2 separate regions of the Homo sapiens genome follow, and region 2 is linked to region 1. Evidence: read pairs that join two places in POLR2A ChIA-PET (ENCODE). Cell type or tissue: Caco-2. All regions are shown on one strand. Each heading gives the region's core, and the rest is flanking DNA. Links, peaks and the distances in the headings are about the cores only.

Region 1 (3,601 bases), core at 533-3,032:
AAACAAATGAACCTGACTCTATGTCAAATTGGTGGCTAAATCAAAGAGTAGAGAATTACTTCAAGGAGGGTGATCAACCCTCCTGGTTTGCCTGGAACTATCCAGGTTTACAGTTGGCCACCCCAACAGGTGATTATAAAACCTACATTTTGGCTGTACATCCTGAGTAAGACATATTCTAGGGACAAATAAAAACCACAAAGAAATATTTAACTACGTTCAGTGTTTTATTGCTGTATTGTATTGTAAGACCATTATAGTATACCTATAGTATAAGTACAGTAAAGTATAAGATAAATATATAATTAAGGTGGTTAGGAACCAAGGTTTCCATATATAGGAAAAAGGATAAAATTAAAGAAATTATGTAAATCTTGTAAATGCCAGCATGAACTCAGGATTTGATGCAAATGTCCTACCTTTGCCCACTGAAAAGCCTGAAATTAATGATGACTCTGTAGCAAGGAACAACTCTAGCTCTTAGATTGCAGCCTGTAAATACCAACCTCCCTTTAAAAAGAGTCAAAGATCACTAAAGAAATGACTGATTTCAGATCTGGGGGCAGAAATGTACAAGATGAAACTAAGCTATCTAATTGTGCCCAAAGCAAGGAAGCAATCAAAGATTGATAAAGTCATGACAAAAGAGCACTGGATTCATCTTGAAGGGGCTTACATTGGCCTGAAATGAGACATTTGAGCATCAAAAGGAATAATGACTGCCATGGATTGAAAACTTTAACTATATAAAAATTATAAGCTCATCCGAAGCAATCAAAAACAAATGTCTTTGGTAACTCCCTAGGGCAACAAATCATTACTTTGAAAATAAAGGGACAGAATCAATTTCTTTTTTTCCTGCTTTTCCTGTATAAATTTTATTTCAGGGTAACCAGATAGTTGACAAGAAGAAATTCTTTTTTATAGAAGTATTACAGTTAATAAAATTGAAATAAGTAATTGAATTAGAAAATCAACATTTTGGAATCTCTAATGAAAAACAGATTTGGGCAATCATTGTCAACAATTGCCAAAACCACAAAATAAAAAGTTAACAGGAAACTGTGTAGTGGATGGATCAGGCTAATATCACCTGAGCCCACTGATCAATCTTTTAAAAAAAGTAAAACAATCTCAAATATACAGAAAAGTTGCAAGTACAATACAATGCCTTTTTTGGTCCTTAAGAGAAATTTGTCCACATGATACCCCACCAATCCTAAACACTTTAGTGTTTATTTCCCACAAACAAGGACCTAATCCCAGTAAACCACAGCACAACCATCAAAATCAGAAAATTAATATTACTATATTAGTGTCAAGAACTGAGAAGGGTCTGAGTTTGTCTTCTACTTTCAAACTGATGTTAGTCTATTGTAGTTGCATGGATGCTGGCAGAAGTCATGAGATTCCTGGGTCAGAGACAAAGCACTTTATTGCTCATTACACAGCAAGTGGCATGAACAGCCTATCTGTGTCAGGTCTCCTTGCCTCCAAATTCCATCCAGGCAATATGAAAAGCTCCAGATCTTTGTACTTACACATAGAGAACTGCCTTACAGGAGAAAAACCCTGAGCTTAGGGAACCCATCGTTTATTTATTTATTATTTTTAAACTTTTATTTTAGGTTTAGGCATACACGTGCAGGTTGGTTATATAGGTAAACTGGCGTCACAGGAGTTCGTTGTACAGATTATTTTGTCACCTGGGTACTAAGCCTAGCACTCAATAGTTATTTTTTTTCTGATCCTCTCCCTCCTCCTACCCTCAACTGTCAAGTAGGCCCCAGTGTCTGTTGTTCTTCTCTTTGTGTCCATGAGTTCTCATCACTTAGCTCCCACTTACAGGTGAGAACATGCAGCTTTTGGTTTTCTGTTCCTGCATTAGTTTGCTAAGGATAATGGCCTCCAGCTCCATCCAAGGGAACCTATCTTTTATAATGGGCAGTAAGCATACCTGCCCTTTGATCTGGAGAGAGGGAGACATTGTTTCTATCTTGTAAGACTGAAAGCCAACTTGCCCTTTGCTCCAGAGAGAGACCCTATCTCTGTCTTCTAAGGCTGTTTGCTATCCAAACATTCTTGCAAAGCTAATCTGGAACAAAGAGAAGAGAGTACCTCTGTGAGATGTGCACAAATGTGAGAGAACCACAGGTAACTGTCTCCTAATACTGCAGTACTGGTAGCAGTTTTCTTAATTTTAGGCTTCCTAGAGGAAGTTGTATCTAATGGGAGTCATTTTTGAAAAAGGGTTAGCTAACAGATATTTGGGGATAGGAGATACAGGAAGCGAGTATTTTAGACAGAGGAAACAGCATGGAAAAGAAAAGCCCAGGAGGCTTTGGAGGCTGGGGAGGAGGAGGAGGCTTCAGCTGAGGTCAAAGAAGCAGGTTTATTTTGAAGGGTCTTGTAAGCCTCGAGCTGCTGTTGGTACTTGATCCTGAGTCCTTGAAATGGTTTAAGCTGGGGAGTGGCATGATCAAATGTGTGCTTTAAAAAGGCCACTTGGGCTGCAGCTGCAAGTGGACTGGATTCAGCCCAAGGTTAATTTTTTCTGCTTGGTTTCCTGTAATCAGGTTCAGGGAGATGGGGATGCATGTATTGAAATTCTGCCACATGGTAGATGGGGCTGTCTTTGAAGATGAACATATTTGAGGTCAATCTCACTGCCCCTCCTCCAATCTCACCCTCCAGCGTTTTGATCCAAGTGCCCACAGTTCTGATGAATGTCAAAGGCAAGCTTGAGGAGGGAAGAGGAAATGATTAGTCCTTTACACTCCAGGTCAATTTACTAAGGATGAATTCTCCAAATGATCAGCCGGATTTTCAAGTAAGTTCTCCTTGTTTGTCAATTTACCTATTTCTTTTTAACTGTTCATAATGTTTATATTAATTTGTTTCGGATGGAATTATTTTTAGCAGATATTAAAGATTTTCATGCAATATTAATTGATAAATTTGAAGATTTACTTTGGTTTAGTTTTCATTTGAACTTAGTTCTAGTTTATTCTAGCTGTTTTTCTGCGACCAAATTTCAATATATTCCAGATTTTTCTATATTTTGGGTCAATGACTTTGGGGAGTGAAAGTTTCATTGTTATTTCAAATGCATGCATTTTGGAAGACAAAGATTTAGAAATGGTAGAGCAGGTTTCTCTCTTCCAATACTTTTCATTCCAGTTCATTGCCTTTTGTGTATCACTTAATTCACAGATTTGTTAATCAGCTAGTTCAAATAAATATTTTGCCTGTATTTCAAGCACTTGAGAAGGGATTAGTGTCTGAAATGTGATCACTCACAAAATTGAAATTCAGTTGAGTTGGATTGACAAATCTGTTACAAAGCAGCTGGGGTGAACCAGCTGAGCACAACTAAAACTAAAACTAAACTCTAACTTCAGCAGCAAGCAGAAAACCTGTAAAGGCATTAGAAACCATTTCACATAACTAATTTGCTATTAAGTTTTTTTTTTTTTGAGGTGGAGTCTTGCTCTGTTGCCCAGGCTGGAGTGCAGTGGCACGATCTTGGCTCACTGCAACTTCTGCCTCCCAGATTCATTCCATTCTCCTGTCTCAGCCTCCCAAGTAGCTGGGACTACAG
Region 2 (3,601 bases), core at 468-2,967, 110 kb before region 1:
TAGAGAAATTATAAAAGATCCATACACTGAGATGCCAAAATGATGTTATAGAAAGATATTCACAATGCTTTTGTTGTGCAGCACCAAAAATCCAGGTTATAAAGCAATATGACTTCATTTTTATTTAAAAAAAAATTAATGGTCTGGAGGAATGTATAATAAAGAATATTAGTAATGGTAACCTATAAAAAGTAAATAAACATAAAAAGTAAAAATAAAACTTGATTTTTATTTTTGCTTATTTACATTTTCTAATTGTTCTACCCTTCACATAATGCTTTTGTAATGAGAAAAAATTGTTTTAATTTAAAAACATGCAGCATACAAATGTTCACACAAACGAAGCTATGTTCCAGTTACTGTTGCAGCCTTAGAGCAAACTCTCAAAAGCAAGTAAATAAATCAGAAAGGAGTTCTATTCGGCACTTTATTTAACGTTTAAAATTTACAATTATTTACTATAAGAGGAAGTCACGCTAATAGTATCCACCTAATGGGGAAAACACTGAAAAGCAAAGACTTTCAAGCAAAAATTAACAGCAAGTCTTCAAATTTGTGGCCTCTAACACAAGTATGGTTTGGACGCGCATGTGTTTGAAAGGTCCTACTATTTTTTTAAAAAATGGAAAGAAAAAGCTAATAGGTTAAGTGGTGGGAAGACATTGCCATCTTCCAAAAAAGTTGAAGTTCTAGTAACTTTGCTCTGTTTTGTGAGGATCTTCCTGAAGGGCACAGTGGCCTTAAGGACCAAATCTGAGCAGTCCTTGCAGGCAAGACTGCCGTTATTATTTTACTCTGGATAAAGGTAGTTGGAGATTCCAGCCAGGTGGGTGACCCAGAGAGCTGGCAAACAGGTGAAGCCATCTATATGGCTGGCTTTCACGGGTCTATGATACAGTTTGAATATTTGTCCCCTTCAAATCTCATGTTTAAAAACTGATCCTGAATACTGGAGGTGGGGCCTGATGGGAGGTGTCTGGGTCATGGGGACAGATCTTTCATGATTAGCCTGGTGCTGTACTAGAGGTAATGAGTGACTCCTCACACTATTAGCTCCCTCGAGATCCGATTTTTAAAAACAACCTGGCACCCTTCTTCTCCTCTCTCTCTTTCCTCCTCTCTTGCCATGTGATGCCTGTTCCCCTTCCGCTTCCACCATGAGTGGAAGCTTCCTGAAGCCCTCACCAGAAGCAGGTGTTTCTTACAGCCTGCAGAAATGTGAGCCAAATAAATCTCTTTTCTTTATAAATCACCCAGCCCCGGGCATTTTTTTTTTTTTTTTTTAACAGCAACACAAATGCACTGATAGTCTACCTGGGATCATTTCTGGTTGGCTGGCCAAAAGCTAGATGGCTATGTGCTTTATCTGCAGGAGCTTCTCCCTAGAATTGGTTCCACCATCCATAACTGGATTTAACTGTGAACCAAAAATACTAAAAGGTAGCCCAGACTTTGCATACTTGGTCAAAGGGGATCTTTCTCATCGAGAAGCCTTATTCTGGGTGATTTATTGCTTTGGCTGATTTTGGTATACTGTATGACCTATAAATAATTGCTAACAACAGGTAGGATGTTAATTATATGATGCAGTGATTTGGAAATAATACATTATTTAACATTTCCTTAAATTGTTTCTCAACCCCCTGTTAATACCCTTCCATAAATGGAGTGAAATTGGTGACTTCTGAGTTAATTTGGTGCACTTCAGCAGTCACTTGGGCTTCCAATCTAGCTCAACATTAAAGGCATCCTATGTAAGGCTAATGATCAAAGGGAGCCCTTCAGTTCTCAATGTCTGCCTCCCCGTCACCACCACGTGAGGATCACAGTACTCCCACCGCACTGGCTGAAGCTCGTCATTAAAGGATAAGCTTTCAAAATGGGAGCGGGATCTATTTATGATCCGTAAATACCGTTTGCCACATATTTTAAATGCATAATACCGCCCTGGAAATGCTACCAGATCATGTTTTGAACTATCCACTTTAAGGTTACAGGATCTTCTTAAAATTATTCCAAAGGTTTGAAAAACAACTGGTTTATCATATCAACCATAATTTATTTCTACAATTATGTAAATTATTTCAGGATTCACATGGGTATTTAAAATTGAAGCCAAAATAAACCTACAAAATATTTACTTTACTGATTATCCTTTAAGTCCACTATAAAGTTTGTTATTTATTCAAGAAATACTAGATGGAGTGGGGAAAAAAGCCAAATGGATATATTAGGATTAAAGTGCATATTTGGCCTTTTATTTGTCCTGGATCTGGCAAAAAAAAACCTCATTGTGTGACATTTAATATAACCAAAGAGGCCATCAGTTCCTAAATAAGTAGCATAAGCTACCCATAGCATCTTGGCAATGTCATTTTTTTCTAATATTTCCAAGAGTTTTGGAAAGGTTAATGTCTATTAAGAAAGCACTTTGAGGTAAGGTTTCAAAACTCTACTTTTTTCCTGATTTTCATTTCCAAGAAAAACAAATCACCATTTTCGCTGAAGGATATCAAACATTTCAGATCTAAGAATTTGATGTCCATACACATCTTGGATAAGCAATTCCAAAAGTTAATTAGAGTAATGCAAATTCAATGCAGATATAATCACTAATTTTTGGTTTTGCTTTGTTTTTTAATGAAAATTCCTATCAGTTTCCACTAGAAGTTCTACTCAAAGATGGCAACCATGTTATAATGGCTCTTGGCCATTATAAACCACCTTAAATGTCACTGAGTCAGTTTAATAGGCCCATGTAAATCATGGCTTGATTAGAGAGGTTAGAAACAGTATTAGAACATTTTCAAGCTTAACATGTTATATACGTGTTTTCTTAACACAAATTGTCAGAGCACAATATTTTTTAAAAGTCTACCATATAAGCAATTAAAACATGCCCCTTCCCCACATTCACTATACTGAAATTTACATGTGGAATTTTCAAAACAAATAGATTTTTCAACCGCCAAATATTTAACCATGCCAAATCAAGGATTTTCAATAGCATTTCTTGCAGATGAATCTATTAAGCAATTACGCATTAGTGTCACAGAGTAAAAGTAGGCTGAATTTCTGCACTAACAAACACTATGCATTCATTATTCTGATTTTTATCAATTCTGATTTTTGCAGAACACAATCCCTTTTGTCCTTGAGGCTCAGCTTATTTACAAAATAAACCATACAGTACACCTACATATGTAACTGGCTCAGCTAAAATGATGTCAAAAAGGCCACAACTATTCTAAGTTTAAAATTGTAGAATTATTTTAGCTTTTGATTTTAAAATTTAACATGAAAAAAATCCTACCTCACGAGCTAAGCAATGAGGATGCAAAATCATGAGAATGACAGAATGAACTTTGGGGACCTAGGAAGAAGGGTGGGAGGGGGGTGAGGGATAAAGACTATACACGGGTATAGTGTACACTGCTTGGGTGACAGGTGCACCAAAATCTCAGAAATCACCATAAAAGAACTTATCTATGTAACTAAAACCCATCTGTTCCCCAAAAACTATTGAAATAAAATTTTTAAAAATACTACCACATAATAATGTTAACTAGATTTTTTTTCAATTAAAAAAAATCAACAAATC

What was found. ChIA-PET counts read pairs that join two places held together with the same protein. Peaks named below come from ENCODE experiments on the same cell type or tissue, not always from the same donor. Only the 100,000 strongest peaks of a DNase experiment are listed, where the experiment ranks them.
Region 2: POLR2A ChIA-PET joins it to region 1 with 5 read pairs; 2 of 35 experiments call an interaction of 5 or more read pairs at or near these places.

What each region holds. Positions count from the first base shown.
Region 1 is chr4:54,606,112-54,609,712 of GRCh38, reverse strand. LINC02260 (long intergenic non-protein coding RNA 2260) reads left to right here and starts at 2,582. Exons shown (of 2, transcript NR_134657.1): 1 at 2,582-2,830. In Caco-2, for the core only: no CTCF peak of the experiment used is centred there; a DNase peak (open chromatin) is centred at 1,992.
Region 2 is chr4:54,713,052-54,716,652 of GRCh38, reverse strand. All of the region lies in intron 7 of KIT (KIT proto-oncogene, receptor tyrosine kinase), which reads right to left. Among named protein-coding and RNA genes, the nearest start is that of KIT, 57 kb to the right of the region's middle. In Caco-2, for the core only: no CTCF peak of the experiment used is centred there; no DNase peak of the experiment used is centred there.